Regions from separate parts of the Homo sapiens genome. Here region 2 is linked to region 1. Evidence: chromatin loops called from intact Hi-C (ENCODE). Cell type or tissue: PC-9. All regions are shown on one strand. Links, peaks and the distances in the headings refer to the core of each region. The heading gives the core; the rest is flanking DNA. Region 1 overlaps CRTAC1 (cartilage acidic protein 1). Region 2 holds the start of LOXL4 (lysyl oxidase like 4).

The links. Peaks named below come from ENCODE experiments on the same cell type or tissue, not always from the same donor. Only the 100,000 strongest peaks of a DNase experiment are listed, where the experiment ranks them.
Region 2: it touches region 1 in a loop (3-fold over the local background); 1 of 110 quality-filtered maps calls a loop at or near these places.

The regions. Positions count from the first base shown.
Region 1 is chr10:97,883,506-97,895,315 of GRCh38, forward strand. It overlaps CRTAC1 (cartilage acidic protein 1), which reads right to left. Exons shown (of 15, transcript NM_018058.7): 11 at 11,740-11,810; 12 at 701-846. Among named protein-coding and RNA genes, the nearest start is that of MIR3085, 14 kb to the left of the region's middle. RefSeq lists enhancers at 4,695-5,308, 5,309-5,921, 5,922-6,534, 6,147-6,441. In PC-9, for the core only: a CTCF peak has its summit at 5,285; DNase peaks (open chromatin) are centred at 4,066, 5,526 and 6,356; H3K4me3 peaks cover 472 bases; H3K27ac peaks cover 3,153 bases.
Region 2 is chr10:98,259,582-98,271,391 of GRCh38, forward strand. LOXL4 (lysyl oxidase like 4) reads right to left here and starts at 8,613. Exons shown (of 15, transcript NM_032211.7): 1 at 8,551-8,613; 2 at 3,162-3,470; 3 at 2,454-2,632; 4 at 1,341-1,546. The coding sequence starts at 3,438. LOC124902489 (a long non-coding RNA gene) reads left to right here and starts at 8,861. Exons shown (of 2, transcript XR_007062260.1): 1 at 8,861-11,607. RefSeq lists enhancers at 1,903-2,792, 7,559-8,060, 8,061-8,560. In PC-9, for the core only: a CTCF peak has its summit at 3,161 (motif pointing right); DNase peaks (open chromatin) are centred at 3,160 and 4,600; H3K27ac peaks cover 692 bases.

The DNA.
Region 1 (11,810 bases), core at 3,020-8,019:
TGGGTGGATGGGGATTGTTGGGGAAGAGGGGCCCCTCTCCTCCCAAAGCCAGTGCACTGACAAAGGTCCTTGAGCTCCTAGGGCTGAGGCCATCAAGCTGCCAGTTTCTACTCATCCTGAGCTTCCCTGAGTTTTATGAGTGATCCTCCTTATAAGCCCCCTTCATTTGTGTCAGTTTCAGTGGGTTCCTGTTAATCGCCACCAAGTGAACCCCATCAGAGTTGGAACGACACTGCTGAGATGGGTCCAGAGCTGCTCCTCAAAGAGCCTCCAGAAAACCTGGTGCAGGCTCTGAGCCCCACCCTAGGGCAATAGGAGGTCTTGTCAGAGACTCAGAAAGAACCAGGAGGGCAGCAACAGACCTGGGGTCATTTTAAAACTTTGCTCACAACTGGCTGTACAGCCTTGGTGGGCCTTGGTGGATTTCCTCTCTTAACCTCAGTTTTCTTCCTCTGTAAAATGGGTGCAAAAATGCTTGCCCTGCCAATACACCAGGGATTCTTTGAGAAGCAGAAGAGATGTGGGTGTGATAGTGTTGTGCAAACTACAAATGGAGGGATCAGTATGAAGCCTTCGCTTTGCCAAGATTTCCATCACTCTAGAGGCTGAGTTTGCAGATTCCTGGGAACCCAGCTTCAGCCCATGGGGTTGTGGGTGGTGCCCGCTTTTCTGGCTATGAGGCCCAGATGCCTTTGCCCACCTCCAGTGGGGCTGGGTCCTGAAGTGTGTCCTCATCCCGGGGGTAGAGGATCTCCAGCACTGAGTTCATCTCCCCGCTGGCCACGTTCCGGCTCACCATCTTGCCATCTGGCCACGTCACCTCCACACTGCTGGCTTCATCCTTCCCTGAGGGGCAGAAGGAGAGAGCATCAGCAGCAGAGGAGAGCAGGAGGCTCTCAGCGGAAGCATCAGCATCAACTAATTCATCCATTGAATAAAAGCATGAATTGAGCACTGTTCTAAGTGCTAGGGAAATGGTGAACAAGACAGATTTGAGGTCCCTCCTCTCTGGAGCAATGCTGTCCAATAGACCTGTCTGTCTGCAAGGACAGAAATGTCCTGCATCTGTGCTGTCCAGTACAGTAGCCACTGGTAACATGTGGCTGTTGAGCACTTGAAGTGGGACTCACGTGATTGAAGAGGTGAATTTTCAATTTTATTTAACTCTAATTAATTTAAATTTAATGGCCACACATGGCTGGTGGCTGCCATGTTGGATAGTGCAGCTCTTGAACTCACGTTCTAGCAGACAGGCCAAGCATCAGGAGGCTGTACTGGAGGATACAGTAAGGCCTGTGATAAGCAGGTTGTCTTTGGAGTCTGGCATTCAAATCATGGCTCTACCCCTTACCTGGTATGTTGGAAAGAGCATGGTGGGAAGTGGGTGGGAGACCTGGGGACAAATCCCAGCTGTGCAGCTAACTGGCTTTGTTATCCCAGGAATGCTTCTTGTGTTTCTATTTATTGAGCTCTGCTAAGGGCCAGGCTCTCTCTTGTCACTGGGGATGCCCCTGTTCTCATGGAGTTCCCAGTCCAGTTGGGGAGACAAGCAAACAGATGAACAAATAAATAATGCCAGATATTGACAAAAGTAGGGCAAGTAGGTAAGGAGGAGCTGGGGGTTGCCAGGGCCTTGTCTAGTCAGGTGGTCAGGGACAGCCTCTTAGGGAGGCGGCATTTGCACTGAGCTCTACATAATAACTTGGAAAAAGAGCTGGGCATGGTGGCTCATGCCTGGAATCCCAGCTACTCAGGAGGATGAGGCAGAAGTATTGGCTGAGCCCAGGACTTCAAGGCCAGCCTGGGCAACATAGTGAGACCCTGTTTCTGAAAAAAATAAAAACAAACAAAAAACAACTTAGAAAAGATGGAGTGATAAAGAGATGGCAGGTGGAGGACAGGGGAGAAAGACCATTCTACAAATCTAAGATGCTTACAGAAGATGATGGGAACCTCAGAGATATTCACAGTGAATCCATTTGCACACAACCCTAAAGCAACGTGCCACATCATTGGTGGAAAGCAGGCTGAAAAGATTTGTCAGATGTTTAGGCACTGTCAAAGCAGGCCCCAGCTCCCCGCGTAAGGAAACAGGCCCGTCACTGTGGCAAGGTCAGGCTAATGGTGATGGATTGGGGTGGGGAGGAGGCGGGGGCTGGGCCTCACCTTCCAGGAGAGGCTGCTCTCAGGTCAGCCCCTGGGAAGGAGAGCTGTGCCCAGCACAGACAGGGGGAGAACACAGCCCACTCTATCACCCATCAGGGCTGAGCAGATGTGGGGACACGGGGTCCTGCAGGGGGACCTGAAGTCAATACACTCCCCCAAACACCATTCCCAGGCTAAATAATATATCACCCACATATATGCACCATTATTTTTCCTAATATATGTAGATACTGTTAGAAAACAAATTAAACTTAAAATTGCTGTTGAATGTATATTCGCATTTGGTCATTACTATCCACCAATGAATTTTACAATGATAGCTACTATGGGGTGGACGGTAGTTGGCAAAATGTCTTGATGTATAAAAGGGGTTCCCATATTTTAGAAAAGGAGGTTTGGAGGCCACATGCAGACTTGGAGGAGAATCTCTGTGTAGACTTCCTGTAGAGACCACTGTGGGGCATGGAGGAAGGGAGCCGGGTGCTGGGGGGAGGACCCATGATGAGGGAGGTTCCAGAGGGAGTTACGCCTTGTGAGCCACATCCCCCAGCTTCTAGATCCTTCCCATGTTTGGTCTCCTTTTGCTCTCTCACCCTGGCCTCCAGGGGAGTATCACTGGAACATCCCAGCCTTGCTGCTGCCATGCTGTGAGCCTATGAGGGCCAGGACCAGAGCTACACTCTGAAGAGTCCATGGAGAGGCAGCCGCTGCCCTCATGGGCACAGCAGGCAGCAGCAACGGAGAGGCTCGGAGACAGAGGCTCATCCTCACACACTGAGTTCCCCTCCCACACAGCTCAGTTTCTCTTCCCACAGGGAAATCCTCTCTTTCCAGGCCCAACCTTACCGTTCTGGGTTTTGCTTTATCAAGCAAGAAATTATTTCTCATCACTCCCTCAATCTACAAGAATTCCTTCTGCAGAAGCGGGGTGAAAATGGGACTGGGGAGTGCCAACTACAGATTTTTTTTTCTTTTTTCTTTTTTTTTTTTTGAGATAGTATCTCAATCTGTCACCCAGGCTGGAGTGTGGTGGTGGGATCTCAGCTCACTGCAACCTCCCCCTCCCAGGTTGAAGCCATTCTCCTGCCTCAGCCTCCTGAGTAGTTGGGATTACAGGCATGTACCACCGCGCCTGGCTAATTTTTGTATTTTTAGTAGAGACAGGGTTTCGCCATGCTGGCCAGGCTGATCTCAAACTCCTGACCTCAAGTGATCCACCCACCTCAGCTTCTTAAAGTGTTGGGATTACAGACGTGACCCACCACACCCGGCCAGATTTCTTTTTTTTTTTTTCTAATTTGAAGTAGAATCTTGAGGCGCAAGAGATTTGGCATTTTCAGGGTGTACAGTTCCCAAGTTAAGTGGCACATATAAAAGGTAAATATTTGCCATTAAAAGAAGGAGACAAAGAACAGCAAATGTTTCTTACCTAAGCCTGCAGAACAGCTACATGAATGTGTTTTCCAGACTGACTGAAGGGCCACAAAGGACCCAAAAGAGTCACGGAATATTCATAGACAATCACAGATTTGCATGTGGTACTTGCGGCACTTAGGTTTTTTTTTTTTTTTTTTCTGTTTTTATTTTGAGATGGAGTTTTGCTCTTGTTGCCCAGGCTGGAGTGCAGTGGTGGGATCTCAGTTCACCACAACCTCCGCCTCCCAGGTTCAAGCAATTTTTCTGCCTAAAGCTTTCCCGAGTAGCTGGGATTACAGGCACCTGCCACCACACCTGGCTAATTTTGTATTTTTAGTAGAAATGGGGTTTCTCCATGTTGGTCAGGCTGGTCTCGAACTCCTGACCTCAGGTGATCCACCCAGCCTCGGCCTCCCAAAGTGCTGGGATTATAGGCGTGAGTCACCACCACCAGCGGGACTTAGTTTTGAGTACTGCTTCCGCAGCTTCCTCCAGACCCAGACGTGGTGCAGGGGGCCTGGGGCTATGAGATAAGCAGGCCTCAGAAAGCACAACCAGCAGGACTCCCTCCTCTGCCACTGTGTTTTGCTAACTTGGGCATCCTCTCTGGGCCTCAGCTACTTCATCTGTAAGATGGGGGTGCTGGCCAACAGCCTTACCACTCCTAGGAAGCACAGCCTTTCTACCCTGGAGCAGGAGTCCTGGCCTGCTGTTAACCATTCACCTCAGCATCCCTGGCACCATCGGCTCTTGGTCATGGGGTCTCCCTACAGTTTCCAAAGGGCTTTCAGGTGTTGGTAACAACAGTGAACACTGACAGCGTGCCCCAAGCTGTACCAAGTGCTTTATGATGCTAACGCATCGAAACTTCACATCTCCACGAGGAAGGTGCCAGTGTTATCATTTCTGCCTTAGAGATGAGAAGGTGGAGCCATGGACAGATGCAGTGAATCGCCCAGTTGCCCAGCAGAGGTCCGAGAGATCCCAGAGCCGGTATCTACTGTGCCCCTGTTACACTGCCCACCCTATCCCACGCCCAGCAGCCACCATATACCAAGCTTTGTGCAGGGATTTGGGATTCAACAGAGAATGAGACAGACCCAGGCCCCATTCTCATGATTCCCATGGGAGCGATGAATACAAGTGATTATATTATAAGCTGGGAAAGTGCCACAACAGCACTGTTACCATGTGGTGAGAGAGATGGGTCATTTCATTTGGGTATTGCAGGAGGAGTAAGAGTTTGTGAGGCGGAGAAGGGAAGGAAGGAGCGTTCCAGGGAGAGGATACAGTGTGGGCCAAGGTACAGCAGCGTGAAAGGGTAAGTTGTAGCTGAAGATCGGGAAGAAGTTCAGAGCGGGAAAGAGTGTCAGAATGTGTATCAGGTGGGAATGTGTATCAGAGGAGACTGGGGAGGGGCTTCAGAGGCTTCACACTTACGAGGTGGGTATTTATCCCCATTCTCCAGATACTGACATTGAGGCTTGACAAGGGGAAGTGACTTGCAGGTGTCTGAGCTAGGACTGGAAACCAGTCTCCTGTCCTTAGGCGCAGCTCATCCCTCTGCCCAGGAAATCTGCGTAACATCTTAAGTCTTTCCGGGGCTGCACGGGCTGAGGGGGACTGGCTCCCAGACACCGCACACCAGCAGCCTCGAAGCCAGCTGGTCCTGCCAGGCCTGTGTATAGGGGAGGGCTGAGCAGAAGAGCGCCCCCCATTAACCAGCAGAGACATGAGGTCAGGAGCAGCAGTGAGTCACCTCTGGCAGCTTTTAAAGGACAGAGGCCAAGGAGGCAGAGAGAATTGCACTTTTCAGAAGAATTACAAACAAAACAGATGGTGGGAATACAGTTGGTAGAATATTTTTGCACTTTAATAAAGCAATTTTTATGTGGGCCACTGAATTTCCCTTCCCTAAATGAGCATCAGCCGGCTCGGAGAGGCAGCTCTGAGTCACCTGCAAGCAATTAGCTGAAAGGCGGTGGCATGTGTGGGTGGGGCTGGGGCACCAGCAATACCAGGGGCAGTGGAGGCGGGAGGGAAGGGGGGGAGGGGGAAGGGGGGAGGGAGAATGGTTGGGGTGGCTGCCTGAGCCAGTGACTCCCAGTGGAGCTGGCGGAGGCAAATAGATGATTGGTGTTGTTTTTATTTTCCGGGTTTGGGAGTGAGCTGCCTCAGCCCGCTGCCAGCTGGGAAGTGGAGGGTGGGCATGTGGGGCTTGGGGGTGGGTTCCGAGCAACCAGGTTGGCGGTGGGGGAGCCCTCGACCAGGGCCATAAGCAGAAATGCTTATTTTCAGCTGGAGGTCCGTCTGCACCGAGGAGCAGCAGGGACAGGCCAGGGTGAAGAGGGGCTGTGGAACTTGGTGGGGGGGGGTCCACTGAGCAAGGCAGGGTCCACTGAGAAGGGACCCCACAGCAAGATGTCGCTATGAGAGCTCTGCACAACACAGTGGGCCCTCTGGGAACCCCGCATGCACTCATTACCCATGGACGGAGGTGGGGAGTACAGGTGAGGGCCTGCGTCCTCTGGGTGTGCTCCCGCGGGAGCAGACACGATGTACATGGGGCAAGGCTGAGGCTGTCTGAGAGATGCACACGTGTACACACTCACATACATGTCCGTGTACTCACACATGCGCACTGCACCTTGCTGCAAAGTCATGGGGAGGCAGCGCGTGACTCATGGAGGCAGGAAGGGGGCAGGGGCCCTGGGGGCAGGCAAGCTGAAGCCTTGTGAGTGCTGGCAGGGGAGCTTCCCGCCGGCCCCTCCCCTCTACTCCTCAGTCATGCGGGACCTCAAGGCAGGCCTTTCTCAGATTCATGTTGTTGACATTCCCGCTTCTCACCCCAACTGCTCAGAATTGGAAACAATCTAACTGTCCTTCCAGAGGGGACTGGGTAAATAGATGATGAGTGTGAGTGCTGTCTCACAGTGAAATACTCCACAGCACTGAAAGGAAACAAGATATATGCACAGACTTGGTATGCTGTCCAGGATGTGTACACACACACACACACACACACACACACTCTCACACGTGTATGTAAGACAGGCTCTCACTCTGTTACCCAAGCTGGAGTACAGTGTTGTGATCATAGCTCACTACAGCCTCAAACTCCTGGCCTTGAGCGATCTTCCTGCCTCATCCTCCTGAGTAACTGGGACTATAGGCTTGCACCACCACACCGGGCTAATTTTTGTAGAAAGGGGGGTCTCGCCATGTTGCCTAGGCTGGTCTTGAACTCCTGGCCTCAAGCAATCCTCCCTCCTTGGCCTCCCAAAGCATTGGGATTACAGGTATGAGCCGCTGTACCCAGCCTTGGACATAGGTTAAGAGGGGGAAAAAAAGCAAGTTACAGAAACAATTGGAAAATATCATTCTTTTGATTTTAAAAATTGCCAAGAAATATGTGTCTGTAAGTGTGTTCCTGTGTATATGACACGTAATAAAGGCATATCACAAGCATGACCTGTCCAACCTGGACCACTGTGTTGGAAAACTGCTCCTTGTTGCCCCTTCCTCTCTGCACTCCCAATCCATTCCTCTGTTCTGCATTTTCTTTTCTCTTTTCTTTTCTTTCTTTTTTTTTTTTTTGAGACGGAGTTTCGCTTTTGTTGCCTAGGCTGGAGTGCAATGGCACAATCTTGCCTCACCGTAACCTCTGCCTCCTGGGTTCAAGTGACTCTCCTGCCTCAGCCTCCCGAGTAGCTGGGATTACAGGCATGCACCACCACGCCCAGCTAATTTTGTATTTTTAGTAGAGACGGGGTTTCTCCATGTTGGTCAGGCTGGTCTCAAACTCCTGACCTCAGGTGATCTGCCCGCCTTGGCCTCCCAAAGCGCTGGGAGGACAGGCGTGAGCCACTGCACCCGGCTGCATTTTCTTTTTTTGTAGCCCATTATATCTTCTAACATTTTATATATTTACCTATTTACTATGTGTATTATGTATATAAGTTCCTTCTACTGGAACGTAGATGGCTTGTGGCAAGGATCTTCAGTTTTATGTTTGGCACACAGTACGTGCTCAGTAAATATGTAGTCACTAAATGAATCAAATGATATTGAGGGAAGGTGAAGGAAGAAACATTTACTTTTTCCTTAATATTCCAAACAGTGGTGAAATGATGAGTAATTTTTCTTCTTTTAAAAATAGTTTTCTTATTTTCCTATAATCAATATACATTGTTTTTACAATCAGAAAAAAAAAATTTCCCAAACATTCCCGTTCTTTGGACTGGACCTTCCCACTTCTGGGCCTTTGGCCAAGCCAGCCCAACTCCTAGAATGGTCTCCTTAGGCCCTCGTCCACCCCTTCTAAGCTCCTACTGTCCTTCTAGACCTAATTCCAGTCCCACTTCCTCTGGGAAGCTGCCCAGAACAAAACTGATTTCTCTCGCCTGAGTCCTCTCATGGCCACGGGGCCAGTATGGCGGTGTGTCCAGATCTGCCTTGCATGAGAGTCCCGTGTCCATCTGCCTTCCTCCGCCCACTGCCAGCCTGGAGGGCAGGGGGCATTTCTTCTCTGCCTCTTTCCCCATGTCTCTGCCTCTCTTGGTCTTCCACAGGTTCACCTCTGTCTTTCTGTCGCCCCCTGTTCTCGCACCCCCATGTCCTTCCCTCCATCTGGCCTTCTCCACTGGCGCCCTCGCTCCTGCTCCATTGCTGGCTCCCCCATCGGTCAGGAAGGGCTGTGCTGAGCTCCACTCATAAAAGATCCAGAGGGGCCTTGGAGCTGCAGGGATGGAACTGCCCCGCCTCTCGCTGTGTCCCTGGCGGCTGGGTTGGCCACCTGCTGAGGCGCCTCGTGACCCAAGGGCCCTGCCCCTAGAGCAGCCTGCCTTCTAGTGCCGCTGGGAATGGACCCTGTCAACAGAGAGAGGAGTCTGCCGGGAGGCCCCTTAGAGCAGTTTGAGCCAGAGTTCAGACCAAGAACAAATCCCAGGGCCTTGCAAAATAGCAAGGACTTGCACCAGGCGGAGCTCCCAATGAAGTGCAGTGTACATAAGCCTGAGTGTGGGGAGTAGGTGCCCAGAAGGGGCTCTTGAGCCTCCTTCTCCCCACCACATGACCTGGCTAAGGCTTTCCAGTTAAAAAAGCAATCTATTCTCCTGGCAGGGCAGATTCTGGCCAGAGAAGGGACCAAGTGAGGCCCCTAATACACCTCTTAAAATAGCAGAGGCTGCCCCTGAGATGTGGGGAAGGAGAATCTCAGCCCCCATTCTGCCCTTGCCATTGATTTGCGAGGTGAGCCTCAATGTCCTTATTGGCACAACGGAGTGGGGGAGTTGATATCCAACCAGAACCCTGGATAAGCAACCACCTACGATACCGTGGTGGTCACCTTGGTGCTTGGCTGGCTGCACAAAGCAGCTACCAGAGGTGTTAAGCCACAGTCAGGAACTCAGACCGTGGCGTCAGGGAGGTGGGATCCAAATCCAGCTCTCCTTACTCTGTAGATGTGTGGTTTGGGGCAAGTTACTTGACCTCAGCCTCAGTTTTCTGACCTGTAAAATGTGGGTTATGTTACCTGATTCTTCAAGTTGTGAAAATCAAATGAAGTGACTTAGGCAAACCACTCAGCCCAGTGCCTGGCACATACTAATTGCTTGATAAGTGTCGGCTACTGCTACTTTGCAAGACAGGACTATGTATTTAAAAGGTATCTTGTGCCTTTAGGGCCAGCTTAGCACATAGCTGCCTTAGGAGTGATAAACACTCCAACCTCAGGCTGACTTATCCAGGGTGAAATAGCCCAAGAAAATGATCATATAACCAGGCTCTGGGTCCCCTAAATATTTATTGCTTCTTTTTCAGACTACACATAAATATTATGTGTTCCCTATAAAAATTGGAGCACACACACACGACAAAACATATGGAAGAAAATAAAAACCACACGCTCAAGGAAGCCTGGGTTTGAATCCCAGTGCTGCCATTTAAGTATCATGTGACCTTGGCAGGTTTCTTAATTGTTCTGATCTTCAGTTTTCCCATGTGTAACATGGGGATAATATTGCTCATCTCACAAGGTAGTCATGAGGATTAAATGAAGTAATAAGAGTGAAGTGCTTGGCACTGTGTCTAGAATAAGTGAGAGTTACTATATTAATCCAGCCACTCTGACAGAATCACTGTTCTCACTTTTTGCATTGCCTTTCAGTTTTTTTTCTGCACATATGTGTGTATAATATTAACATTTGTATTTACTAATTTGAGACCATAGTGCCTATTCCTTTTATATTAAAATGGTATCATCTCATGAGGTGTGAACACCTGGGGAAGGTGTCTGATTTTGAACCTAGGAATGTTTGACTCCAGTGCTTTCTGAACCATTGCATTTCAGTGAAGACACTCTGGGCTCCTCTACTCCTGCTGGTGTTTCTCAATGTTTTTTCCATCACTGTAATCCCCTTACCCTGCCAGAAGCCTCTTTAGACTTTTTCCCCAATTCCCCCCATACATTTATTTTAAAATGTTGTATTTTAAAATAATTATAGATTCACAGGAAATTGCAAAGATAGTACAGAGAGCTCCTCTGCGCCCTTCACCCAGTTTCACCCAATGGTTGCAGGTTGCCTACCCAGGGATCTGCCATGGCATGAGGCACCACAAAGACCCTCTCGGGCTGCCCTTGATGATGGTCACACCCACCCCTCTCTCTTCCACCATCTCTAAGCCCTGCCAACCACCAATCTGTTTTCCGTCTTTATAATTTTGTCATTTTGAGAATGTTATGTAAACAAAAATCTACCATACGTGACTTTTGGAGATGAGCTTTTTCTCCCCTTTTCTCACTCACCATAGTGCCCTGGTGATCTACCAAGTTTTTGCACGTATCAATAGTTTATTCTTCTCATAGCTGAATAATATTCCATGGAAGGGCTGTATCACAGTCACTTGAACTATTAACACCTAGGTTGTTTCTAGTTCTGGGCTATTAAGTATAAAGATACTATGAACAAATGTAAAGATGTTTGTGTGGATATAAGTTTTCATTCGTGTGAGATAAGTGGCTTGCGATATGATAGCTGGGTCATAGGGTAGCAGTTGTTTGCTTAGGTTTGTTTTGTTTTCTTAAAATAAACTGTCAAACGATTTTCCAGTGTAGCTGTATCATTTTACATTTCCACCAGTGATGTAGGAGAGATCCAGTTTCTCTGATCTCCAGAAGCTACCTGGATCCTTGTCAGCACTTGGTATTGTTGCTATTTTTAATTTTTGTTCTAATAGGTGTGTAGTGATAGTTCCATTAATGCCACAGATATACTGTATATCTGTTCATGTGCTATATGCATGTTGATGCTTTTTTTATTTTTTGAGACAGAGTCTCACTCACTCCAGCATAGGCTGGAGTGCAGTGGTGCAATCACGGCTCACTGCAGCCTCTACCTCCCTGGGCTCAGGCGAGCCTCCCACCTCAGTCTCCCAGGTAGCTGGGACTACAGGCATGCGCCACCACGCTTGGCTATTTTTTTTGTACTTTTGGTAGAGATGAGGTTTCGCCATGTTGCCCAGGCTAGTCTCGAACTCTTGAGCTCAAGGGATCCACCTGCCTCAGCCTCCCAAAGTATTAGGATTATAGGCATGAGCCACTGTGCCCAGCCCCTGATGCTTTTACATATATATATATATATATATATATATATATATATATATATATATATATATATATGATAGGATTTTGTCATCCCCCTGCCCTTGCCAAGAACCCACTCTCTCCCCTTTGGGGTGACTTCACTCCCGTTGAGAACGCATGGTTTCCCAAGCCTTCTGTCCAAGACTGAACCAGCTCCCAAGAGGCCAGGGAAACAGCTGGTTTGGACACGTTTGGTGCAGCCCAGCATTTGAACAAGCCTACAGCCTTGAACAAATGGAGGATTAAACACTCTGACCCCAAGGTGAACTAATTCCACAGAGGCACTGGGGTGGGGACTCCAGCAAGTGAGATGCATGAAAATCTAACCAGCACTTCCCACTCGCCTCTTCTTGAGCTCAGGCTCATCTCAGAGTAGGGTTTGTCCCCAGTAGCTGGTGTCCACCATGGCTGTCACAGTAGAGCGGAGCGGTGCCCAAGGATGCTCGGGCTGTGAGTCCCTGAATCAGTCAGCATCCTGATAACAGCTCACTGTCCCCCACCGGACCCCGACTCACCCAGGCCAAAGTGTGCCACGGGCTCCATCTCACACAGGTAGCCTGAGCCCCCGTCGATGATCCTCAGGTGG
Region 2 (11,810 bases), core at 97-5,096, 370 kb after region 1:
GCCCTGACGGGGTGGCCACCTCACAAATAACCATTTTACAAGGAAGGCAAGCAAGGTCCCTCGGCCAGTCCTAGAGTGGGGGCAGGTGGATCAGGCTTGCCCTCTCCGAAGTCCAGAGGAAGGGGAGCATTTAGGGAGGGCCCAAGAGAAGGGGCCCTCTGGGGACAGGTGGGAGGTGAAGGCCTTGCTGGTGGGGGCGGCCCGCCCAGAGACACCCAGGCTACCATCAGGCCTGCCCTCCTCATGGGTGGCAGGCAAGTCAGCGAGACCCAGGTGTGCAATTACCAGGCAGGGGGAGTCAGGCTGCATCCCAGGATCCCCAAGGATGGAGCCAGAGGCTGACCAGCACCCCTGTTTCCTCAGAACGGGGTTCCTCTAAGTCACTGCAACAAGGGCCTTCTAACCCTTTAGGGAAGCAGGATCAAACTGATTGGGGTGGCAGATGACTCAGACGTACTACGGGAGACTTCTCACTTGATGGGAAACACACAAGTCCTCCCTGACACGGATCTGGCAGAACCATGACTGTGGCTGTCGTTTACTGGTTGATGCAATCAGTTGTGACAGTTCCGCCTTGTTTCTGACAGAATATTTTTATGTCTCCTCTCTCCAGGTGCCCCACCCCACGCCTCACTTACACACAACCCAGTCACAGCCTGGCTTGATCAGAGCTGAGGAAATTCAGGAGGGAAGCGTTGGGATATTCGCAGTGGAATTGAGGATGGAGGCTCAGAGGCCCTCCCCAAAGCCCTAACGCCAGTCACTGGCTGAGCTGAGGCCAGAACAGTTTGTCTAAACTCTACACGTGGGTGTCACTGCAAGTATCTGCAGGAAAGTCTAGTGTTTTAACCAAGGACACGCGGTTTTATGTTCAACTGTTTTCACCGGGGGCGGGGGGTGGGGGGGCGTTCTGTACCTAGTTAATTCTGTTTACATAATTCGAGAGTGCAGTGTTTGTTTTCTGACTGTTTCTAGGTATTTCCCAGGATCCTGAAGGTCCTCCTTATTCACTTTCCTGTTTATTATTCTGAGGCACCCGTGAAGCAAGAAATCTGGGCACATTCCTCAGTAGGGCCTGTTTTCTCTCCCCCAATCCCAACACCTGCTGGATGTCCTGCCACAGACAACACCACTGCCAGTCAGTACTCACTGAACTCTGCGAGGTCCCACATGCCACACACATCACACACTCGCCTGTGTGCATACTTACTTGCCCCTCACATGAGTCCACACTCAGACTCATGCACACACCCTACATCACATGCACGCACATGAACACACACTCAGTCCCTGCCCCACAACCCTGCCTCCTGTGGGGCCTACGCCAGCCGCCCTCCTACCTGTAGTAGTGGCTGTCGACAGGCACCTCGCTGGGGAAGCCCAGCATCCCGCACACCACCCTGCTGTTGTTCATGGTCCAGCCCTGGTCACACACCTGCCGCCAGTGGCCCTCATACTTCACCTCCACGGCTCCCTCGGTCACTGGGCTATGCTGCTTGGCACTGGCAAGGATGGGCTTGAGCCGCACCTCCTCCAGCCGCCGGCCCTGCGGGGTGCACAGTCACCTGTGGGCCTCGGGGCTCCTGCTCCTCCAGTGGAGCCTGCTGCAGATCTTCATGCAGAAAGGCTGGGGCTTGGAGCTTTTCGAGACCATCCCACCCAGCCCGGTCATTGAACAGGCCAGGAAACTGAGGCCCAGAGAAGGGGAGGCATTATCAAAGGCCACAGAGTAAGTGCAAGGCAGAACCTCAGCTTGTCTAAGCCCTTTCCCTCAGTTCCTCGAATTTGTCAAATTGGAGAGAACTAGGCAGATCTGGCCCCCGCTGGGATCAGGATGGGAGCCCTTGGAGTTTGGGAGGCTTTTGCTGGGCATGGAAGGGCCTTCTCTGTACCACCCTGAGAGAGCTGAGATGGGCATAGACCAGCTGCTTGAGACCACAGCAGGATCCTATGGCCCACAAGAACCCCCAACCCTAGCCCTGGGATGACTTAGACCAGTACAGAGTCCCCATCACAACACGCTGCATTCAGTGGCCATGGCCAGCTGTCCTGAGGCTGGAGGCTGCCTGGCAGCAGAGCCCTGCCCTGCCCGCTCCTGTTGTTTGGCTTGGGCTGTTTTTAGCTCAGGGTTGTTTGTGCTGGGAAGAGGCAGCAATTGTGGCCAGGCCTCATGGATGAGGGAGCCCCTTACCCAATGCTGTCTCCCTTACGGGAGCAGCTTCTGCGATTCCCAGTGGGGTCAGCTCTGGTCCTCTGGCCTGCCTTGCCTCAGGCTGGGGCCCTCTATTTATGCACCTGCTGCAGGGCACACTCAGGAGTCGGCGGCCTGGGGACGATGCTCAGTGCAGACTGCACCCTTTCCCCTCGCTTATCCTCTAGGCCCGTCTTCTGGGAGGCTCTCTGTTCTCTGACCCAGCCCTTGGCTCAGACCAGAGCCTGAACAGCCTCCTCACCTGGGGCCCAAGGGCATTGGAGACAGTTTCAGAAAGGTAGCCACGATGGCGCCGGGGGTGGCATATCACCCCTACGTCTTCTGAGTGACTGCAGTCACTGACTCCCCAGCCATTAGACCCGCACTGGTCCAAGGAGCTCTCTGTGCCCACACAGCGCACATTGTCCAGCCAGATGGGTCCTGTGGAGTGGAGGTGATGCTCAAAGATGGCACAGAGAGGCAGGTCACAGGCTCTGCCTCCTGCATAGGACCCCACACTTACCAAGTCACCTCTTCCAAACCCTGGGAGAAAGTGGCAGGGAGGAGGAAGTTTGGGTCTCCTGGGGAATAAGTATTTATAACCCTGCCTGCTACCTCCTTTGGGTGCTGGCTCTTAGAGAATCTGTTTTTGGAAAATGCCGGGTAGCTCTAGGAATCAGACCTACCTGTTTGCCCATTTTTTCATTCAACATTCTCTAAGCACCCACTGTGTGCCAATTGCTATGTTCAAGGAACTTAGAGTTTAGTGGTGGTGACGGCGGTGGCCTTATTACAAGAGAGAATGGGAGGGTGGGAGTAGGGGCCATGTGCAGCTGAGGCACTCAGGAAATGCCGTGTGGAGGAGGTCACATGAGCAGGGTATTAAAGGATGGGTGGGTGTCAGTGAGCCCAGCCCAAGAAGACTGTTACCATCTCCTTGCCATCCCACTAGGTGGCACCAGTCACTCACCCTCCCCTTGGCCGTACTTGGCACTGTGGGCCCAGGTCAAGGCAGCTTCGAAGCCCAGCTGGCGGCAAGCCACTGTGGCCTCCTGGATAGCAAAGTTGTCATCACACACGGTGCCCCACTGGCCCTGGTGCAGCACCTCCAGGCGGCCCTCCTCTGGCTTGCTCTCTGGGCCCACCAGCCGGAGCTTAGTGGTGCCCAGTGACTGTGGCCTGCTGGGAGGGGGCTGGCCTAGCAGCAGCAGGAACAGAAAGAGGGTGGCTGGTGGGGACCACGCCATGGTGACTTCAAGGACAGCTGAGGCCAAGATACCTGAGGAATGAGTAAACATGACAGTGATCACCACCTCTACCCAGATCTCAGACCTCTGCAGCAATTTGGCAGCTCCTGGCAAGACAAAGGAAAGAAAACCCCCCTCAAATGTGTGTGTGTGTGCACGCGCACACACACACACAGTGGCATTAATTGAGTCTGGGCCAGGTTAGCTGATTTGGTTCAAATCCACCACATTCGCCATGACCTTGAGGAAGTTTAAACTTAACCTCACTGAGTCTCAGTCTCCTCATCTGTAAAATGGGGATAGTAATCTCCATCTCACGGTGTTGTTGAGTGTTAAATAAAACACCGTATGGAAAGTGCTTAGCAAAGTCCTAGCATTGGTGAGTACACAATAAACAGCAGCTCTTATACACCTAAAATCTTATGTGTAGGCAGACGAGGTGGTCCACCATTTGAGTCACGGGGATGCCCCCAGGGTGCCCTCAGGTCAAGACTATCTACCCCAGGGACACTGCCACCACCTTCTGATGTTCCTAGCACCCTAATCAAATGTGTGAAGTGCCGCCTTCACCTAGAAGGCACATGGAAGGCTGGAGCAGAAAGGGCTATTAGATGGGCATCAAGGACTCCACCACTCATTGGCTGCATGGCTTGGGCAAGTCTCTTCAACTCTCTAGGTCCTGACTCTTTCTTTCTTTTTTCTTTCTTTCTTTCTTTTTTTTTTTTTTTTCGAGACAGAGTCTCTCTCTGTCGCCCAGGCTGGACTGCAGTGCTGCAATCTCAGCTCACTGCAACCTCCGCCTCCCAGGTTTAAGCAATTCTCTGCCTCATCCTCCTGAGTAGCTGGGATTACAGGCGCCCACCACCACGCCCAGCTAATTTTTTTGTATCTGTAGTAGAGACGGGGTTTCACCATCTTGGCCACACTGGTCTTGAACTCCTGACCTCGTGATCCATCCGCCTTGGCCTCCCAAAGTGCTGGGATTACAGGTGTGAGCCACTGTGCCCGGCCCTGACTCTTTATTTCTAAAGTGAGGAGATGGAACCACATATCATCTGGATCCCTCCTGCAGCTTGGATACCCTGTGATAGCCTCACATCCATCTAGGCGTATGATTCATGTAGATTCAATACACATTTTTGGAATACTTGCTTCAGGCCAGGTGCTGGGACACAGAAATTAAGACATCGAACACCCTCCCTACCTTCATGAAGCTCAAGCAAGAAGAATTAGGGAAGCCTTTCAAAGAAGGGACACTTAACCTGAGCCTTATTGGGCAAATAAGATTCTCCTGGGTGAGAAAAGGGGCATTCGAGATACAGAGAAGAGGATTAGGAAAGAGGGAAAGAGGTGAGTTTGTGCAAGAGCAGGAAGTGCCCTTCTCTTACCCCCAGACCACAGTGTGGGGGTTTGGAGGGGAAAGAGATGGAGGGACGAGCTGGGGCCAATGATCAAGGGCCATGTGTACTACACAGAGGGTTTGCCTTCATCCTGTAGGAAGCGAGGGGCCAGGGGAGGGTTTCAGGCGGTAAACAGAGAGGGCCCCTGTCTCCAGGAGGCTGTAATCAGACGTTCTTTGGGTCCTTAGAGAGGGGATGAGGCTGGGGGCAGGTCCTCTCCCCCTCACACAGCAGCCTTGGTCCCGGGACCAGCAGGTGGAGAAGGGCATAGAGGAGAGAGTCTCAGCTGGTTAGAGCTGTCAGAGACCTCTGGAGCCACCGAAGCTGAAGCTCCTCCACCCCAAGGCTCTGCTGCCGATGGAAGCTAAGGCCGACCTGGAACAGGGGATGGAGAAGATGGGCTAAGAAAGCTCGTTCTGATGAGACCTGCCTCTTCCACGGCCATGGCTCCTCTTGGGGAATCATGCAGCTCATCCGCTTGAGTGGGGAGGCTCTCACAGGCCCCTGCCACTCTCACTTCCATGGATGGCATCTGCCCTACTCCCTCTCAACGGCCTTGGCCAGCAGGGCTGGGTGGAGTGGGCTCCTAAAAGTGCACTAAACAAGTTCTGGGAATGAAGCTCCATGGGAGTGGGGATGTGTTGTGTCCCCAGTTCCCAAAATAGTGTCAGGTGTGTAGGTGGCACTCATTCATATCTGTGGTTGCATGGATGGGAGGTGGCAGCACAGTGCTTGAGAGCACAGGCTGGGCGGTCAGACTGCTGGGGTTCGAATCCTGCCTCCACCAGTTCATTTGGAAGTGATCTTGGGCCAGCGATTTAGTTTCTCCCTGCCTCAGTGTCTCCCTCTGTAAAGTGGGGATAATAATAGTAACTACCTCATAGGATTTTTGTAAAGATTAAGTGAAGAAACATTAAATCCTTAGAAGAGCAAGCCTTCAGTAACAATGAACTATTATTATTATTATTATTATTATTATTATTATTATTATTATTATTTTTGAGACAGATTTTTGCTCTTGTCACCCAGGCTGGAGTGCAATGGCACAAACTCGACTCACTGCAACCTCCGCCTCCAGGGTTCAAGTGATTATCTTGCCTTAGCCTCCCAAGTAGCTGGGATTACAGGCATGCGCCAACATGCCCAGCTAATTTATCTGTATTTTTAGTAGAGACAGGGTTTCACCACATCAGTTCTTGAACTCCTGACCTCAGGTGATCCACCCGCCTTGGCCTCCCAAAGTGACGGGATTACCAGCGTGAGCCACTACATCGGCCAACAATGAACTATTATTAACAGCTACTGTGACAGCGACGATAGAACCGTTGGTCTAGATTGGTCCCACCTCCTCTCTGTACAAAGAAGGAAATGGAGGCCACGTCCGATCTCAACTGCAAGTCCTTGGTACTCCTCTTTGCAGCCTTCTCTAGATTTGCCCCTTTTCCCTCCACCCACACTGCAGAGCCTAGATGCTCCCCTCTCCACTCCCTGAGGCTGTGCAGGGGCTGCCTTCCCATTCTCACCTCTGCAGCTCTCCCCCTCTGACCCCTCCCACGCTTCCTTTCCAGACTGAAACACTGTCTTCTGCATGTCACTCAGAGGCTTGTGGGGGCTCCCAGCTGGCTGTCCCATGAGCAGAGTGCTCTCCATTGTTTCCCATTCCCTCCTCCGTGCTCCCTGGAGTAGGAGGTAGACAGCCAGGGACTGAGCCAAACCACTCCCCAGATGGCAAGAAAGGATGGGACAGATCGGCCTCAGGTCCCTCAGCTATTAGGACCCAGTGGTCACATGGGTCTGGGCTGAGTGACAACCACACCTTCTCTACCACCCCCAGGAGTTGGAATGCTTCTATCTCTGCCGCCAAATTGTGTCTGGAGTCAAATATTTTCCTTTCTCTGAGTCTCAGCTGAAAAACCTGTAAAATGAGGGGGTGGCACTAGACAGCCCCCCTATCCGACATGCTCTGATGGGGCCCAGGGTAGGCTGGGCAGGTCTGCTGTTTGGCTCCTGGCTGAAGTCCCTGACACACTGAGGAGGTCTTGTTACAGGCTGTGGACAGTCCCAGGCCAGCAGCTCCTTCCTCTCCAAGGGACCAACCTGAGGGCATGGGAGGGCTTCTGCTGTAGGACCCTGGGGTCTGGGCCAGGGAAGCTCCCTTCCATGAACGCTGCTGGAAGGTGGGGGGACGGCAGCGGGAACCAAGAGTTAGATGCAGGGAGAGTCCCTCTTATTGGCCTTCCTGCCCACTATAGGCCCCCGAGAGCTTTTGCTCACACCAGACTATAGCCTTCGTCTCCCAGCCTCCAAGCCTTTGCTCTCACTGTTCCTTTCCCTCTATCTAAGACTGTTAAACTCCTACACATCCCACAAGGCCAGCTCAAATGCCACCCCCTCCATTAAGCCCTCCCACAAAGCCTTCCACAAAGCACATTGTGTGTTTGCTTCCTGACCCCACAACCAGACTCCACCTGTCTGTTCCCCTAGCACTGAGCACAGAGGACCAAGCTGTGCATCCTCCCTCAGAGAAGGAAGCGGCCTCGAAAGTGGCCGTTACTTTCCCAAATAAAGGAGAAGGGGACAGAAGAGGGAAGGAAGGTGGAAGGGAAAGAGGAGGGGAGGGAAGTGAGGATAATAACTATACATTTTAAAATACGGATTAAATACTTATCTCCATTTTACAGATGAGAAGGTAAGGTCCAGGGAAGTCAAGTAACTTGCCCAGCCAGGATTCAAACCCAAGCAGCCTGGCTAGACGCCGGACTCTCAAAACCACCAAGAATGGATGTTGGAAGAGGGGGAGGAGGAAAGGAAGGCCGGGAGCCGACTGAAATTCCACCCTGTTCTGGTGGATTTATGACCCAGGCCGTGGTGTGAGGGCACTGGGCAGGGTGCTCTTCGCTGAATGCCGAGTGACAGATCCAAGATCTTGCCAGCTTGAGGCACAGAGGCACCTGCTCCAGGTGTGCCAGGAGATGCTGGGACCTGGCCTGACCTAGCGCAGGTAGGGAGGGCTGAAGACAGCAAATGCCCGAGTATTCAAGAGAGAGCATGGGGGGTGCTGTCCTGAGGGTGCAGCAACTTTAGGATGGCTCATCCCTTCTCTGCCGTTGGGCAGCTCTTCTCAGCAGCCTCCTCTCAGCCCTGTAGCCTCCCCGGGGTTACTGACTCTGTGGACCTGAAGCAGTGCCAACAAATGGTCTCTGAGCTGTACCTGTCCAGGCTAGGAAAGAGGGGGCTTGAAGTCTTCTGCCCCCTTCCCTTCGGTGTTTCTGTCACACGCCGACCCCCCAACATAATCAGCTCCGGTCTGGATAGTTGGAGAGCCCAGATCAGCCCTGGTTCGTTGTCCCCCAAGTCGTAAGTGTGACATCTGAACCCGCCTTGCCCCTTCCCTGTCTCCTCCCTGGAAGAAGGCAGAGCAATGGTTACACACGGCGTGTACACAAACAAGACACGCAGGCACCCCTGAGGCCTGGGCGCACCACTCAGGGCGGGCCTTGGGCCAAGCTCCCCAGCGTGGTCACTTGTCCAGTTGGAAGCAGGTTGGTGAGCGACTGGAGGGCCGGGCTGAGGGTCCAAGGGATCCCCCATGCACCCTAGGCCCAGTCTCCAGGAACCCTCAGAGGCCTGCAGACTCACAGAGAGACAGAAGGACAGATGGGACAGCAAGAGGCAGACCAAGAGGCAGACGCGCGGCCAGGCGGGGGCTCACCAGATGGAGCGCGGACAGTCCGGGGCTGGGCGGGCGCCGCGGCGGAGCAGCGCTAACGGGCTCCCTCCCCGGGCGCCCTGGGGCCTTTTTATCCGCCTCCCGCCCGCGGCCCCCCAGCCCCGAGCTGGCCGCGGAGGAGGCCCCGCAGGCCCCGCCCCGGGCGGGCCTGGAGTCCGCGGGCGCCCCGCCCGGCCTTCCGCGCGGCGCCCCCCGTCGGGACACAGGCCAGGTGGCGGGGGCGCCCAGCCGCAGCCGGCGGGGCCGGGAAGTCCCGGGGGGCGGGGGGAGCGGGGGGGCGGCGGGGGGTCGCGGGGAGCGGAGCTCTCGGGAAAGGGCGGCGCTGGGCCCGCGGCTGTTTTGCAGGGAGGGCCGCGGCGGCCTCGGGAGTCCCTCTCCCAGGCAGTTTCCTCTTTTGCAGAACAAGGTAATGACGCCCACCTAGAGTCCCAGTCTGTGAGTCCTGGTGGGTGCCAGGGCCCCCGGCACAGCACCCTTCGCACGGGAGCGCCCGGCTGTCACAGGGGCCGAATCTCACGAGCTCGGTCACTTAGGACAATGTAGACGCCCTTTCTGGGAGGCCGGGGCTCAGTTCAGAGAGGTCGAGGTGGCGCGGTGCAGCGGTGCTCTCCTGCAGGAACAGGCGAGTCACCCAGAGTTTACTGAATACCGCCCCCCCCCCCCCCCCCGCCCTCCGTGTGAAACTCTGCGCTGCCCATTGTGCAGCTGGGAACACTGAGCCCCAGGCGACATAACTTGCTCCTCCAGGCAATACACAGTGAATGGGAGAACCCCTTCACAGAGCTGAATGATGCAGTCCTGGCCCTTGTCAGACTCACGGGAGGAGGGTGTTAGTGCAGGGAGCAGGGACTGTAGAATTAAAGAAATGTGGACATGGCTGACAGAGAGGAGTCCCATCAGCTGAACTGAGCACCTAGGTGCCTGAACCCCAGTCCAAGCCCCCAGTTTCTTTCCCCTAGACCTGGTCCTGCCCTTAGCCTCACTGGCCCCATCTGTAAAATGGGCAGAGGGTTCCAGCCTCCCGGTTTCCTCCCTAGGCCCACAGCTGCCCAACCTGGTTCCCCCTCTTGCCCCCACCTTGCCTAAACGTCCTTCCAAAGGTTCATTCATCCCACAAGCCTTTATTGATTTTCTCCTACATGCTAGACAGGGTGCTGGAGTGCTAGACGCTGGAGGGGGCCTTCCCAGTCTGGTGGGGGAGGCAGATGTGCAAGTAAGAATAAGCCTGGACAGGCAGAGTGTGATAGAGCTAGGATGTCAAGATGGACCTTTTCGATCCTGGGTGACAGCCAGGTCTTAATGACCCTGCTGCCAGGGACCTGCCATCCACTCCTGGCTGCCCGTGTCCAAGATGTCCCCCCAGTGCCCCTGCCCCACCCCAGCTGGGCCCAAAACATTCCCCATGATGAATCAGCAGGAAAGAATGCTCCCAGCCTCGGGTCAGTGGCAGCAGCCCAGCTCCTCCCCCAGGGACAATGAGGCAGCTGTGGGCTTGGGTGCCAGGTATGCCTAAGCCCTCTCCTAGGGCCCAGCCACCTCTCATGCTGAGCCAGAAGCAACACAGAGGGTTCGGAAACGTGGGCTCTGCCTGCTGCCAATCACTCACCAGGCCTGGCTGCCCAGAACTAAAAATACCCTGGAGCGCAGGGGCGGGCGGAGGATAGAGACCAGGGAATGAATGGATGTTGCCCGGAAGTCCTTTAATTTGCACAACTCTGGGCAGAGGCCAAGGCTGGGAAGCAGTGGAAGTGGGGATCTCTAAGGCATGCGCTGTGAGCCCCCAACCCTGAGAAGTGAGGGGCTCTGGTCCCAGCCCCAGCCCATGGCGTACTAACAGTGGGATTTTCTCGGCTGAGTTGTCATCTCCTCATCCTTAAATGTGATTGCTGTAGGGGTCAGATGGGACCACTGGATTCATCTCAATCAGCTTTCATTTGATTGAGAAAGCCCTCTTCTTCCCTCCTGCCTGGCTATGTTCACCCGGCCTCAGCCCAGCGCCTGTGACCCTCTCCATACTCTTTATATAATGGTCTGTGTCTGCCTTAACTCTGGACACCCCCACCCACCCCCGAGCTTCTTATTTATCTCTAAACCCAGATCCTGTCACAGAGCTTGACACATAGCAAGTGCTCCAGAAGTGCTCACGGATTGAATAAATGGACCTAGCGGTGCGTGCCAGTTTCTGGTCCCCAAGGTGATACAGACAAGCCAGAGGTGCTTCCTATCTTGTCCTCAAGGAATTTGCAGAGTGGTGGGGGAGACAGAGCCACAATCAACCAGCAGGACAAGGCATCATCACCATTATCATCATCATGGCTGGCTGGGGTCGAAAAACCGGTGGACAATGCTTTCATCATCTCCTGTTTACACAATGAAACTGGGACACAAAGGGGTTAAGTGACTTGGCCAACATCACACAGCTGTTATCTGCAGATGGGAGCAAGTGATCAATGACGGCGAAAGCACAGGGCTGTGTGGATGCTGGGCAGGGAAGTCTGAGGGTTGAAGCCTTCCCAGAAGTGCCTTGGAAGGTGGATCTGATACACTGGGTAGAGAGGGGGGAAAGTGGAGTGGTCAGGAATAACACTTTACGATGTTGTGGAAGCCGTGAAGCACCATGCAGGTGTCTGGAGTTACCGCAGCTCCCCTGATCCCTCAGCCAGTACCCAGGGACTTGGATGTGTAAGCATCACCTCTCCCTGCCTCCTCCCAGGGAAAGGAGCTAACATGAATCTCTTCCCCATGGGGTGCTTCTCAACCCTCCCTTCCTGCCTAAGTCAGGGTCTGTACTTTCCTCCCAAGTGGGAAGGCCAGAATCTCCTGCAGAAAGCGGTGGCCTCCAGGGTGCACCTGGTTGAACCCAGTAGTGACCCTGGTGGAGTGCCCAGTGCCCATGCCTGCTGGCAAACTTCCTCCTCAGCAGCCTTCAGGACTCAGTTCTAGCCTCATCTCCTCTGTGACTCAGTATGGAGGAAACTGTACAGCTTTAAAACTGGGCAACCTGAGTTCTAGCTCTGCTTCTGAATTGTGTGGCCTCGGGTAAGTTATTTTGCTGTGCCTAAGGTACTGCCTCCTGCATCTATTTGTCCTGCCGTTGCATTCCTGCCTCCTCTAACACTCAGTGCTGTGGCAACAGCCCCCAAACTGCTCTCAGTTTTTCCCTGCATCTCACTGTTCCTGACGTCAGTCTTTCTAAAGTGTTGTCTTGCTCTAGCTCAAGAATCTTTAATTGCTCACTACTG